2 separate regions of the Mus musculus genome follow, and region 2 is linked to region 1. A link is a loop called in an ENCODE intact Hi-C map of the cell type or tissue named here. Cell type or tissue: gastrocnemius. All regions are shown on one strand. Each heading gives the region's core, and the rest is flanking DNA. Links, peaks and the distances in the headings are about the cores only.

What was found. A loop is a pair of places that touch in the nucleus more often than their neighbours do. Peaks named below come from ENCODE experiments on the same cell type or tissue, not always from the same donor. Only the 100,000 strongest peaks of a DNase experiment are listed, where the experiment ranks them.
Region 2: a loop joins it to region 1, with 9 times the contacts of the local background. A loop is called at or near these places in 29 of 42 quality-filtered maps.

The regions. Positions count from the first base shown.
Region 1 is chr11:104,312,054-104,319,673 of GRCm38, reverse strand. It overlaps Mapt (microtubule-associated protein tau), which reads right to left. Exons shown (of 12, transcript NM_001038609.2): 9 at 1,425-1,517. Among named protein-coding and RNA genes, the nearest start is that of Mapt, 84 kb to the right of the region's middle. In gastrocnemius, for the core only: a CTCF peak has its summit at 3,776 (motif pointing left); a DNase peak (open chromatin) is centred at 3,776; H3K4me3 peaks cover 935 bases; H3K27ac peaks cover 1,495 bases.
Region 2 is chr11:104,457,560-104,465,179 of GRCm38, reverse strand. It overlaps a transcript of Kansl1 not described here. Among named protein-coding and RNA genes, the nearest start is that of Kansl1, 19 kb to the right of the region's middle. In gastrocnemius, for the core only: a CTCF peak has its summit at 3,430 (motif pointing right); a DNase peak (open chromatin) is centred at 3,432.

The DNA.
Region 1 (7,620 bases), core at 1,664-5,663:
CCCTGAGAGCTGCCTTTTCCCAACTTCCCCTACAGGAGCATCTGCCCTCTGCAGCCCTTGGGAGCTGGAGCGCTCAGACCCAGCAACAGACCAGACGTGAGCAAAACCAGACACTTCTGGCTTCCCTCCCTAACCACAGCAGCCTGGGCTGGGAAGCTAACGTATCATAAACAACATTACAGAGCCCAGGGACAAGGACGGCGATCTTAAAGATCACCCTTTCCCGCAACCCATATCTTTCTATACGTTGAGAAGGCAACCGGCAGGCAGGGCAGTAACCGCAGTGTAGCCAACAGCCCCGCCTTTCCTTAGGAAGCAAAACAAGTAAGGGAGGTGGCAGGATCGGCCAGCGGGGAGTGGAGGACAGAGGAAAAGGCAGACACGGTGAGTAAGCGTGAGAAGGCAGTAGCCACAGGGCCAGCACTTGCTGCTCTGGGGCCATCGGTCCAAGAGGCAGAAGGCAGGGCAGGTGTCGGGGCCGGAGGCAGGAGCACATTGCAAGAATAAACCCTGTGGGCTCGGCACTTTCAGGAAAGAGAGCCCACCCCTGCATTCCAGCACGCACGCTCGAGAGGTGGAGCCTGCAGCTCAATCAGAGAGCCCAGGTCCGTTCTGGGACTGACCCAGAACAGGGGAGGGGGAGCTGGCAGGGAGAAGCCTGGGGCCACTTTACAAATCCTGCCCTGTTGGGCACCGGCCAGCCAAGAGAACAAAGGGAATCCCTAAGCCCATTGAGGGAACCTAAGAACATCTCTTTGCAGGGACTCGCTGAGGATGTGCGGGGGGGGGGGGGGGGGGGTCCCCAGTGGTGTTTAAAGGAGGAGACATTTAAAACCCCTTCTCTGGCAAACAATGCAGGCAACTGACACCTGTCACCTCGGTGTTAGGCTCTGTGCAACCAGAGTCCCTGTCCTGGGGGGAGGGGAGTGCTAAATTGAACTGGGAATCTTTTCCTCTCTTCAAAGATGAAGGAGACCCAGATGAAAAATGGAGAAGTGGCTAGGGGCCTTTTGGACCTTGACATGAAACAGGAAGTCCTAGTGTCTAGTGGGATCATATGGACTCCCCACTCCCCAACCAACAGAGACTGCCCCAGAGATGAGGGAAGAGGTGTCAGCCCACATCATGGATGCACTGTCTTCAACCCCATTTCCAATATCTACGGGGCTTCTAGGAACACATACATGGTACCATGGGGACCCAGCTACTCAGAGAAGGGCCAGCTGGAACGGGTTGCTCTCCCTACTTTGCTGGGCCATCCATGGAACAGGGAGGGGAGTCTGGGGACAGCAGACACTGTGGGGACACAGGAGGTCCTGAGCCCTAGATGATTTATTCTATGCAATGTCTCACAAGGACACACTCATGACACTTGTTACAGCAAAGGCTGCAGCACACCTCATGGAGACTGCGACAGTACTCACACTGCCTCCACCCGGGACGTGTTTGATATTATCCTTCGAGCCACACTTGGACTGGACGTTGCTAAGATCCAGCTTCTTATTAATTATCTGCACCTTTGATAGCCAAAAAAAAGAGTGAGAGACAACCACACCGGAGCATCGCCCCCTGACCTGTTGGGCTGTGGGGGGAGAGCCAGGTCTGAGCCCTGACTCCTCAGGGGGCTCAGAAGCTGCCTGGGATGGCACCCTGGAAGTCACAAAAGGAATCTGGAAGAGAACATGGCTGGGAACAGGAGGACAGAGCTGGGAGGTCACTAGGTTGGGTGGAGTGACAACTGTAAACAAGGAGTCCCCTGGGTCAAGTGATGAGAAGAAAGATCAACAACAATCCAAACAGACACACCAGTGCAAGGCACCTTATCACAAAGAGCGTCCAAGGCTGGGGAGTGGCAAGGCTAAAGGCTTCAAACCAGATTGTCTTGAGCTGAGCTGGTGGGATGGCTCAGGGAGGGTAAAGAACTTGTCATAAAACCCCACTTCTGCCTTCTGAACACAGTGGCGTGCACATACAATACTTAGTTACTTTAGACTATCCTCTGTTAATTTTAACTTTTTTTTTTAATGCTATTTTGAGGCGGGGTCTCTCTATGTAGCCCTAGCTATGCTGAAATTCAGTAGTAGACCAGGCTAGCCTTGAATTTACAGAAATCCTGTCTTGAAAACCCAAAATAATAACAACAATAATAACAACAACAATAATAACAATAAAATAAGAGGAAGAGGGCACTATTATATTCAGCACCGAGCTTCCCGGAAGCCAATGAGGAAAAAGGAAATGTGACTGATTACATAACTCATGATTTGACAAAGAAAATGGTTTTTGGAGGAAGATGACTGCTAGACACAAATTAATCAGAGGACATTAAGCAATCGCACACGGTCTGAAACATACATAGAGACCCCGCCCTGTGTGTGTGTGTTTCTTATTCTAACCCCACAGGAAAGGAAACAAGCTTTTGTGGTGTTTGGCACTAGATAGATATTTACAAAGCAGACTTGAATTACTGCTAGTGGTCATGTTAAGCCAAAGCGCTCGGGAACACTGAGGTTCAGAGGGGGAGAGGGTGGTGGCTGGCGTTGTGAAACTGGAGCCTGCAATGCCGTTCCCAGCAAAAGCAGCTGGCCCGGTCCACGGCGCTGGGCTTTGGCTCTGACCGGACACTGGAAACATCCTGGAGCGAATGGAGGATGTTTTCAGCTGAGGGCCTTCGATTCAGGAGGAAGTGTTTGTGGGCAGGGAGTGGTCCTGAGAAGCTGGCTGGACCCACTTTAGTTTACACTTCCCAGAGCCATGTCAAACACTAGGTGGACTTTGTTCTACCTCTGTTTGGGCTCAGAACTCTCAGGGAATCCCTTGCTGGCACCAAGCCTCTAGCCCAAGGAGCTCCCAGACTGCTGGTACTAACTGGGCTAGGCCGGGCATCACCTCATTTGGAACATGAACCTGACGTGGCCAGCTGGGGTTCCAGAAAGCCTTTCCTTAGAGTCCAAGAAAGCCTGCCTGTATCCAGTCTAGCCGACCTGCAAAAGGCAATAAGGTGCCGGAGGTCAGGTGCCATTACAGCTACCCTTTCAACAGTGGCAGTAGCTGGGGACGGAGCTCAGATAGTAGAGGACTTTCCCAGGACGCAAAAGGTCCTGGATTTAAGCCCTCACAGTGTATAAAACTGGGTGTGGTGATGCAAACCTGTAGTTTTAGTGCTTGGTGAGAGGACGCAGGAATATCAGAAACTTCAAGGCCATTGTCAACCACGTGAGTTTGAGACCAGTTTGGAATAAATGAACTCCTGTCTTTTAAAAAACAAAACAAGCCGGGCGTGGTGGTGGCGCACGCCTTTAATCCCAGGACTTGGAGGCAGAGGCAGGTGGATTTCTGAGTTTGAGGCCAGCCTGGTCTACAAAGTGAGTTTCAGGACAGCCAGGGCTATACAGAGAAACCCTGTCTTGAAAAAAAAAAACAAAAAAACAAAACAAAAACAAAAAACCAAAACAATACAAACAAACAAAAGGCTTTTTTTTCCTGTGTCAGTGAATATGTTGCATTTAAAATACATGCAACTCCCCCCCCCCGCCCACATACAAATGTTAACATATTTTAAAAACTATTTCAATCTCTGTATAATCAGTGGTGAAGCAGAAGGACAGGCAGACAGAAACAAAAAGAAATGGGCAGAGATGAGAGAAAAAAGACCACCAGTTAGCGGAAAAGACGACTCAGAAAATCGCAATACACTTGCAGAGAAGAAAGCAACAACTGTGAGTGGGCCAAGAACACAGGCTGCTGTCTACAGCGCTCCTCTGCCATCTTGTGGTCACCTGTGGTACTACAACCCCGGCACTCCCAAGGGCTCTTCCAGGTTCTACAAGCTTTGACTGGGGGACTCACAGGTTATGTCCTGCGTGGACCTGGAAAACTTCAGAGGAGCTCTTCATCTGCTTAGTCAACCAGGGGGACAGTAGCTGAAAACTGGTTAGGAAAGAAGTGAAATTCCTTTCTTTCTTTCTTTCTTTCTTTTTTTTTTTTTTTTGGTTTTTTGAGACAGGGTTTCTCTGTATAGCCCTGGCTGTTCTGGAACTCACTCTGTAGACCAGGCTGGCCTCGAACTCAGAAATCCGCCTGCCTCTGCCTCCTGAGTGATGGGATCAAAGGCGTGTGCCACCACACCCGGCAACATTTCTTTCTTTTTTATTTTTATTCTTTTATGAGACAGGGTCTCACTACTTAGCCCTGGCTGCTCTGGAATTTGCTTTGTAGACCAGCCTGGACTTGAACTCAGAAATCTGCCTGCCTCTGCCTCCTGAGTTCTGGCATTAAAGGTCTGCACCACCTTCAATGCCTGACTCTCCTACCTCTACCTCCTGAGTGCTGGGATTACTGGTGGAAGCCACCTTTATCTATCTATCTATCTATCTATCTATCTATCTATCTATCTATCTATCTATCTATCTATCCATCCATCTATCTATCTAAACAGAATCTCAAGTATCCCGGGCTACAGCTTTGGTGACAGTGTCAGGATGGGTCTCGGGCCCCCGAGCCACACCCCTGGCTTGTCTTTCCATCTCTTACTTTACTATCATCTCCTGTTATTTAATGCTTTCTTTCGGTTACAGGTGAATTTCTATAATTTAATGTTTTTTTAATTTGAGGGTGGCCTAGGCTGGTCTTGAACTAACAATTCTGCCTTCAGCTTCCTACATGCTACAGTCCTAGATGACTAGTACGCCTGGTTTCCTCCATTCCAAGAACACACTTCTCCATGAGAAGCCCTGACACACAAGGATCTAAGGTTCCAGGGCCTCTAGTCTCTAGAACAGAGGTTCTCAACCTGTGACTTGAAACCCTTTTGGGGGGAGGGGTCAAATGACCTTTTTCTTTTTTTTCCATAGGGGTCACCTAAGATTTTTGTCAAATGGATATTTACATTACGATTTTTTTTTTTTTTTTTTTTTTTTTTGGTTTTTCGAGACAGGGTCTGCCTCCCGAGTACTGGGATTAAAGGCGTGCGCCACCACTCCCGGCTTTACATTATGATTCTTAACAGTAGCAAAGTTACAGTTTTGTAGTAGCATTGCAAGCAATTTTATGATATGTGGTAGGGGTCACTACAGCATGAGGAAGTGTACTAAAGGGTGCAGCGTTAGGAAGGTTGAGAATTGAGACCCATTGCTCCAGAGGCAGAACGTGAGATCGCACAACAGATCACTGGACAGTAGAGTCTTCTTTTCCTTTCCTATTTTTAAAATTTTTGTTTTTGTTTTTCTTTTTTTTTTTTTAAGAGAATATCTTGATACAAGCCTCCCTGCCTGGCCTGGAATTTGCTACCCATAGAACTTGCTACTCTTGAACTCACAGCAAGTCCTCCTGGGATTACAGGCATGCTCTATCATGCCCTGCTCCAGTGAGTAATTTTTAAAAAACACGGTTTAAACCCTGGTCTCACTGTGAACTCCCCACTCTCTCCTCTCAGATGCTGCACAGGGAGGGGCCGACTCTGGATGGACATGGAAGGCCTAGGGCCGGCCCAGCTGTGTCTGAGCTGAGAAGGTACCTGCGGAACCTGTATATGGGGTCATGGCAGAGACCAAAGGAAGACCCAGGTGCTCAGGACCCCACGGTTTGGGGAGGACCAAAAGCCAGCATGATAAGAAAGCACTGAGCATGAGCCTCAGCCTGGACTGTACCATGGAAACACTCCGGTCCATTCCTGGGGTCACGGTGAGGCTGGGGTAGGCTCTGTCCCTGGGGGTCACGGTGAGGCTGGAGTAGGCTCTGTCCCTGGGGGTCACGGTGAGGCTGGGGTAGGCTCTGTCCCTGGGGGTCACAGTGAGGCTGGGGTAGAGAGCATTAGACATTTAAAAGAACTTCCAAGTAGCTGTTGTCTCCTGGTTCCACACTCCTTCCTGTATTCTCTGGTAAGGCTGTCTGACCGGCTGCATTTCCCTTTAACACAGCCTCACTGTGAAATCTTAGGGTGAAACACGTTCACCGAAGCAACCATGGAAGCCGAGGGGAAAGTCTAAGGCAGAAGAGTAGATGCCTCTCGCATATCTCCTAATCAAGATCTTCCTTCATGTGGAGTCCAGGCTAAACAGACTCCTTGGTCCAACCTGAGGTTGCTAGGATAACATGTGTCACTCTTGCTTAGCTTGATGGAAAATCTAAATGAACCTCAGGACACTCAATGTCTGCAGAGTCCCCTGCAGTCCATTTCTTCAAGGTAAACACCACTCCAGAGGGGTCTGTAGTCTTCAGTACCTTTTTTAAAAAAATTAAATTACATTAATTCATTTGTGCGGATGTGGGTGTATGCTTGTGACACGGTGTGAAGGTCATCAGAGGAGAAACCCTGTTGGAGTCAGTTCTCGCCCTCCACCTTGTAGGTTCTGAGGACCAAACTCAGGTGTTCAGGTTTGGTGGCCAGTGCCTTTAACTGTTGAGCCGTCTCAGGCGCTCTCTCTCTCTCTCTCTCTTTCTCTCTCTCTGTGTGGTTGTGTATGGATGCCTGAGAAGGTCAGGAGAAAGGGTAAGGTGACATGGAGCTGAACAAGCAGGTGTGAGCAGCTTGCAGTGGGTGCTGGGGACAGAACTCTTGCTAAGAGCAAGGGCCCTTGACTTCTCAGTCATCTCTCCAGCCCTGCTTTATTCACTTATTGTGGGGAGGTGAGCGCCTGGAGGTCAGAGGACGGCTCGCGACAACAACGTGGGCCCTGGGAATTGAACTCCGTCGCCAGACTTGGCAGCAAGCACCTTTAGCTCACTGAGCCATCTCACCAGACCCAAGCCCTTTTTAAAAATCTCAGGATGAGGGCTGGTGAGATGGCTCAGTGGGTAAGAGCACCCGACTGCTCTTCCGAAGGTCTGAAGTTCAAATCCCAGCAACCACATGGTGGCTCACAACCATCTGTAACAAGATCTGACGCCCTCTTCTGGAGTGTCTGAAGACAGCTACAGTGTACTTACATATAATAAATAAATAAATCTTAAAAAAAAAAAATCTCAGGATGATGATGACAATGGTGATGACCTGGCTATCCTTGAAATTTGCCTGTGGTGGAGATCGACCTTGAACTTCTTCCACCTCTGCAGTTCTGGGACTACAGGTGTGCTCTACCAGGAAGACCAGGAAGTGTTTATCTGGTGCTGGGGACTGAACCCAAGGCTCCAAGCATGCTAGGCACACACTATTCCTGGAGCCACATCTCTGGCCCTATTCTTCAGACTCTCAGAATTTTGCCTTTCATGGCCAATCATTCTTTTGAGGTAGGGTCTCATTAAACAGACATTTCAGGGATCCAAGATGTCAGCTCAGCTCTCAGAAGCTCCCATCAATGGGTGTTACAGGTCTGGTCCATCAGCCTGGAATAAAAGGCTTATCATAGCTTCTGGAGGCGGCAACGCTGCTCTTTGCTTGAAGGGCTGAGGGCTTGTTAAGACAACTCTCCTGCCCTCTGTTCCATGGTCCTGTCACATCCCATGCTGTCACCCCTGAAGTCCCAAGGCAAGTCACTTTGTCTCCTCTGTAGACAATGGCAAGTCGTCATAGCCCAGCACAGCTCCTGAGATGAGGCTAGCCAAGCCCTTTTTTTCTATGGAACATTGCAGAATGTTGCACTCCCTGTTCGGGCCAGTTCCTGGTACTAATTTGAAAGAACT
Region 2 (7,620 bases), core at 1,458-5,457, 150 kb before region 1:
TATGTGTCTGGTATGTCTGTGTGCCATATTTATGTGGGTACCCATGAAAGCCAGAAGTGGGTGTCAGATCTGGTGCTGCAGTTACAGGTGGTTGTGAGTGCTGGGTATCAAACTTCAGTGCTCTGTAAGAGCAGCTGCTATACCTTTCTAGTACTGAAGAATTTTTTTTTTAAAGATTTATTCATTTTATGTATATGAGTACACTGTAGCTGTCTTCGGACACACCAGAAGAAGGCATAGGATCTCATTACAGATGTTTGTGAGCCACTGTGTGGTTGCTGGGAATTGAACTCAGGACCTCTGGAAGAGCAGCCAGCTCTTAACCACTGAGCCGTCTCTCCAGCCCCTGGATTTTTTTTTTTTTTTTAAGATAGTGTATCATATAGCTCAAGCTTGCTTCAAACGCATGATATAGCCGAATATGACCTTTAAACTCCCCCTACCTCTACCTACTGAGTGCTAGGATTATAGATAGGTATGACCTACCACACCATGCCTGGTTATTAATGTTGTGCTAGTGAGCCCAACCCATCATCTCCTGCACCCTAGGCAGCATCTTTCCAATTGAGCTACATTCTAGTCCTGAGGGTCCTCCCCCCACTCCCTCTCCCCTCTAGGTTGCTGGTATGTAACCTTGGCTGCTTGGAACTCACTAGGTAGGCCAGGCTGATCTTGAACTCATAGTGATGAGTCTTAGCCTCTTGAGCAGTGAGATTACTAGCATTCTTGGCCAGTGATTTGAGTTTATTGATGTTTCTTTTTAGGAGTGAACTGTAAGTCCAAGAATTAAGAACTTATGCTAGGTGTGGTGGCACACATCTTTAACACTAACATTTGAGAGGCAGGGGCAGACAGGTCTTTGTGAATTCAAGACCAGCCTGGTCTAGGTAGTGAGTTCCAGGTCAGCCAGGGCAACATAGCAACGTTTTGTCTCAAAAATTAAAAAACCAACTAACAAAAAGAATGTCTGTTATGCAGTACTGTATATAATGTGATGGCTGATCCTGTTATCAGGGCAATTTCTCAATAGTCTTTCACAGTTGTCTTAGTAGATGTTTTCCTTCTTTTGTTCCTAAAAGTCACCTGCCTTGCCTTGATCCTCTTTTTCTCATTCTGTGTGGGAACTCAGAGTCTGTTGTAAGTTGTAAATCACTTACTGTCTGTATGCTGATGATTTGCCAGTGTGTGTTTTCCAGCTCCGACTAGTTTTCTGATCTCCAATCACAATTACTTCTTTGACATTTCCCATTAGGTATCTAATTTAAAAATCAGTGTATAGTGTATTAGTTCTCAGTACTTACTTCTGCAAGTCTAACTCTTCCTATCTTCATACCCTGATGATAGTACCATTATCCATTCAGTCACTCAGGTCAGGGGTTTGGAAGCCCTCCAGAGCGTTTCTTGTGCCATCTTAACCATCACTTTTTTTTTTTTAAAGCATCATCAGGCTTATGTTTGAATTACTCGTTTTTAAGCTGATAATTATGTATTGCACCTGCACAACTTTTAGGGATCAGTCAGTTCTCTATTTCCACCATGTGGGTCTCCTTGATTGAACCCAGGATGTCAGCCTTTGCAGCAGACACCTTTACCTGCTGAGCCATCTTTTCAGCCTACTACCGTTGTTTATAAATGGTTTCCTGCTCATTTTCATTTCTCCCTTCTGAGTTCAGAGCATCACCTTTTTGCCTGCATGACATTTGAGTCACCTCATTATTCTCTTTACCGTCTATCTTCCAAGCTTCTTGTAAATGTAGATCTTATGAATGATTATGTCCTTTTTTTCCCTGTGGCTTTCAGCTTTTGAGGTACACTTTGGTTGCTTTAGCCAAGTGCTGATGCTCTGATTGCCTGGCTCCAGTTGTTTCAACAGCTTCCTTTGTGTACTCTGTACCTGCCCTCTGGGCCTTCAAACAGGCTGTTATCTTTTTTAAAGGGCCTTTACTATCTTCTGGCAATTTATTCCTCTTCCCTTTATCTTTAATGTTTGTGTGTGTCTGTGTGAATGTATGCCTTGTGTGTGAATGGAGGCCAGAAGACGGCATCAGGTCCTTTGAAGAACTGGAGTGAGCTCTATGAGATGTGCATAGTGAGTGTTAACTAAATGGATCTCTGGAAGAACAAAAATTGTTCTTAACCACTGAGCCATCTCTCTAGCTGTCTTCTATTTCTTTCTTTCTTTCTTTTTTTTTTTTTTTTAGATGTTTATTTATTGTTATATATAAGTACACTGTAGCTGTCTTCAGACACCAGAAGAGGGCGTCAGATCTCATTACGGGTGGTTGTGAGCCACCATGTAGTTGCTGGGATTTGAACTCAGGACGGTTGGAAGAACAGTCAGTGCTCTTTATCCACTGAGCCATCTCACCAGCCCTGTCTTCTATTTCTTAGTAACAGTTATCACCATAATATTAACAGCAACAGAAAGTACCACTGGATGTATCCTGTGGACCTCTGGTCCTCAGTGTGTGTGTTGCCTGTAGTGCTTGCTCTGGGTGTTCAAGCCTAGGACATCTAATATTGAGTGGCCACTAGTTCGCTTCTCTTGCACTTTGTGAATCTCCTAAGTTTTCTGGGATCAAAAGCTGTTTCTTGTTATTTTATCTTATCTTATTTTTATTTTTAAAATTTTCATTTCTTATATTTAGTATTTGGAATGTGTTTAAAATGGATTGCCTAAGGACATTGCCAGACTTAGAACTTAACTCTTTATAGTTTTTGAGACAGTCTTACTCTGTAGCCCAATGTTGGCTTGATTTCACGCTGTAGCTCATCTGGTCCCTTAATTTGTGGTGATCCTCTCACTTCAGTCTCCCAAAACACAATGAAATCTGCATCTTTAGGAAAGGATCAGTGGAAAAGCAGAATTGTTATATCTATTTGCCAGTCTTAGTCTTACTCTTTGAAAATAAACAGAGTCTGGTTTGATAAGTGTAAGCAGGTTTGGAATGAGGGTAGGCAGTAGTTATAGTTACATTCTTGTGGTGTTGAGGACCAAACCAAGGACCTAATTTGTATTAGGGAAGCACTCCACCCCTCTCCTTTATATTTTTCTCCCCTATTGAACCTATGACCTTACTATGCTGGCATACACTCCATCGTTGAGTTATATCTTAACTTCTCCTTATATACTTGCTTTTGATGACAATTCAGTCAATTTCAAAAGGTAACCAGAATGGTTTCATATTATTAAAATAGAGAGACATTAATAATGTGGACCTGAAATGTACCAGCCAATCAATGTATTTAGTAGGGAACTGCTAAATTTGTTCTTTCATAGTAAGGAGTGATTTTTTTCCCTTCTTTTTTCTAGAACATGTTAAGTATAAGTTTAGAAACAGCTTTCCCTTATCTGTGTATATGTTGTTTGTAGCAATAGTTGTGTCCAGTCTATCTACCTCTTGATTATGGCTATATTTGACCAGCAGGGGGAGCCAAAGTTGCTTATGTGGCTTTATCCCAATTGATTTTTCTCAAGAGAAAAAAGCTTTATTGACAAAGAACATAATGAAAGTTCACAAAAAAGAAAATATAAACACATGAAAAGCATTTTTATTTTGATAACTAATCAAAGGTATGCAAAGTTAATGATTTCATTTATTAAATTGCCAAATGAACTGTCATAGGCTGGCCTTAAACTCAAATTAGTGTGTCTCTGCCTCCCCAGTGCTGGTCTAAAGGTGTGTGCCACTACAACCTGGCAAGAGTAAGTATTTTTAATGTCTTGAATACATGGGTAGTGAAAACACTCAGGCTGCAGAACTACTGTATTGTTGTAGACCTTTGGTGCTGTGAATTGAATACAGGGATATTTATTTACTTTTAAAGATTTATTTTTATTTATGTATGTCATATGTGTGCAGTGTCCAAGGAGAGCAGAAGAGGGCATTGACTGTGCTGAAATTGAATAGGTGGTGGTAAGCCATTTGAAGAAGGTGCTTAGAACTGAACTTTAGTCCTTTGGAAAAGCAGCAAACACTGTTAACTGATTGATTAGCCATCCCTCCACACTATATTGACCATACTGGCCTTGAACTCACAGAGATGTGTTTGCGTTTGCCTTCCAAGTCCTGAGATTAAAGGCATGCTCTACCACTCCCTGCTGAAATTAATTAATTAATTAATTAATTAGAGATACAGTTTTACTTCGTAGCTTTGGCTATTCTGGAACTCACAGAAATCTACCTGTCTCTACCTTCTGAGTGCTTGAAATTGAAGGCATGAGCTAACAGGCCTTGCTGAAAAAAAATTTTTTTTTTGACGATTAAAGCAATATTTTAGGTGTGTTTATTTTTCTTGAGTATGAATCTTTTGCTTGCTTGTAAGTATATGACCACCATACTGAGTGCCCCAGAGGTCAGCAGAAGGTGTTGGATCCTCAGAAACTAGAGTTACAGATAGTTGTGGGGTACCGTGTGGATGCTGCATCCCCTGCAAGCATAAGCACAACTTCTTAACTGCTGAGACGTCTATCTCTTGAATATTGTTTGATTTTTTTTTTCTTGAGACAATTTTATACTATGTGGTCTTGGACTGCCTAGAACTCTGAATAAACGAGGTAGGGCTTGATGATTTTGCTTGTGGCACCGTCCCCTCCCCCCTCCCCCAAGTGCTGGGATTACAGCTGTTCATCTTCATGTTTGCTTTTTTGAGGATTTTTTTAATGCCTTGAGAATTTCAGGATTCCAGAGCTTGAGAATTCTACAGCTACATAAAAGATTCTAAGTATGAAATAGAAGAATATGTATTTCTTATACATATGTGATGGTTTGTATATTCTTGGCCCAGGGAGTGGCACTATTAGGTGGTATAGCCTTGTTGGAGTAGGTGTGTGACTGTGGGCATGGGCTTTAAGCTTATCCTAGCTGCCCAGAAGATAGGAGAACTATTGGCCTTCAGATGAAAATGTAGAACTCTCAGCTCCTCCTGCACCATGCCTGCCTGGATGGTGCCATGCTACTGCCTTGATGATAACATATAAGCCAGTCCCAATTAAATGTTGTCCTTATAAGAGTTGTCTTAGTCATGATATTTCTTCACAGTAATAGAACATTGACTAAGACAGAAGTTGGTACCAGGGACTGGAGTATTGCTGTGATAGGCCTGACCATGATTTTATTTGTGCAGATCTGGCCCAAGATCAGTATGTGATGTAAAGACTGTTTTGTGGTATTTTGGTAAAGAATGGCTGCTTTTAGCCATTATCTTAAGAGTCTGCCTAAAGTGAAGAGATTTAGATTCATTGCTTTGAAAAAGGAAGCCCCCCCCCTTCCCCCCAGGGTTTCTCTGTGTAGCCCTGGCTGTCCTGGAACTCACTTTGTAGACCGCTGGCCTTGAACTCAGTAATTCGCCTGCCTCTGCCTCCCAAGTGCTGGGATTAAAGGTGTGTGCCACCAAGCCTGGCCTGGTATAAATTTTTTTGTGTGGTTACTAAAGTTCCCTCTTATGAAGAGCAGTTTAATGAAAAGGAGCAAGCTGAGAAAGAAAAAATATAAAATATATGGTTTAAGTATTAAAGAGGCACCAAGAAGTAACATAGAGCTGAATCCTGTGTTCAAAGAGATAAAGAGATTAAGGGAGTGTTGATCTCAGAGCAAGATCTCACCCAGCTAAATTTACTGATTGCATTTGCAGTTGAATAAGAAATAGTTTGGACTTTTAATCTGGAATGAACTACAATCCAGAAATGGAGGGCATACTTGTGACTCAGATCTTGAGGCATAGTGGCCATGAAAAGCTGAAGCCCAGGCAAGATGGTATGCACACACCTTTAATCCCAGGAGACTGAGGCAAGCAGATCTCTGTGTTCTAGGCCAACTTGGGACAGAGTAAGTTGTAGGTGAAGAAAGCTCAAGTCCTTTAACTCCAGCATTCAGAAGACAGAGTCTTCAGACCTTTGGGTTCAAGGTCAATCTACAGAGCAAGTTCCAGGACAGCCAAGCTTAAGCCTATAGATGCTGCCGTACTCCTGCCTTAATGATAATGGACTGAACCTCTGAACCTGTAAGCTAGCCCCAATTAAATGCTGTCCTTATAAGACTTGCCTTGGTCATGGTGTTTGTTTACAGCAGTAAAACCTTAACTAAAATAACATATAAAGATAGGTAGAAAGAATGGAAGAAACTTTGTCAAGAACTTACTTGTTTTTGGAAAGAGAGAACCAATTTTCTGACAATCCATTGTCATATAACTAGACGTTTCATTGAGTTGGCAATTCATCTGTCTGGATTGGCATTAATGAATGTTGAGGTGAAGTTTTGTTTCGTTGACCTGAAAAATGAGCTACTCTTAGAAACTTAGTGCTTCTAGAAATTATTTCTATCCTATAAGATGACCCAGGGTGAATTTATCAATAGATACAAGCATTTTTTGAAATCTGTTTTTAGTTCCACATGCCTTTTGGTGATAATCCATTCCACAGATTTTTTTTTTTAAAGAATTATTATATTACTTTTTGTGAGTACATTGTCGCTGTCTTCAGATACACCAGAAGAGGGCATCAGATCCATCACAGATGGTTGTGAGCCACCATGTGGTTGATGGGAATTGAACTCAAGACCTCTGGAAGAGCAGTCAGTGCTCTTAACCACTGAGCCATCTCTCTAGCCCCACAAATTTCTTGTATGTCTCTTTTTGTCGTTTTTTGAACTGGGTTCCACTGTGTAGCCCTTCCTGGCTGTGTATCCCTCTTCTCCCCTCTGCCTCTCCTTCTGCCCTGGTACTAAAGGCCTGCCTAGCCATCACCTGGCTTATTTATTTAGTTATTTTTTTAATAGAAAGACATATTTTAACTTTTGAGCTTAAGTGGTTAATATATTGTATTAAAATTTGGTGGGTTAGAATTTACCATACTGAATTTTTCTATCTTTTAAAAAATAAATCATATTGTCCCCTGGCTTCATGTTTTCTCAGTGGAAGATGCATGGGTTTTAAATTTAATCTTCAGGGAAACCTCTTTCAGCATTTTCATGCTTTTGATCTTCTCTGGGTCTTTGACAAATCGATTTCCCCTCTTGGATTTATAATAATCACCCAGAACTACCTTTTCTTTTCCCTTACAGTTTTTTGAGGTAGAGTCTTGGAATTATAGCCTTCCAAATGCTGGTATTACAGGTATATACTACTATACTTGGTATTTTCTTATTTATTTGATTTTTGCGATGGGGTCTCATGTAGTCCAGGCTGGCCTTCAACTCACTCCTAATTTTCCTTCTCCTTTCTGAGTTTTGGGACTATAGGATAGTTATGTGATCATGTGAGTGGACTCTAGTGCTTCATGTGTTCTAGGAAAGCACTCTGCCAGCCCAACTATAACTACACCACCTACACCACTTTTATTTTTCTGTTAAAAGTTTTTTGTATATTTATTTTCTGTATATGCTTATGCATGTATGAGATCACACAAACATACCATGGAACTTGTTTGGAGATCAAAAACCAACTTGCATGAGTCAGTTCTTTTTCCACCAAGTGGGTTCTGGGGATTGAGCTCAGGTGCTAAGGCTTGGTAGCCAGGGCTTCACCTGCTAGACTTGCTGGTCTATAGTTTTTAGTTTTTATTACTTTTTTTTTTTTTTTTCACTGCATGGGTAAGTACATGCTTGTAAATACTAGCACTTG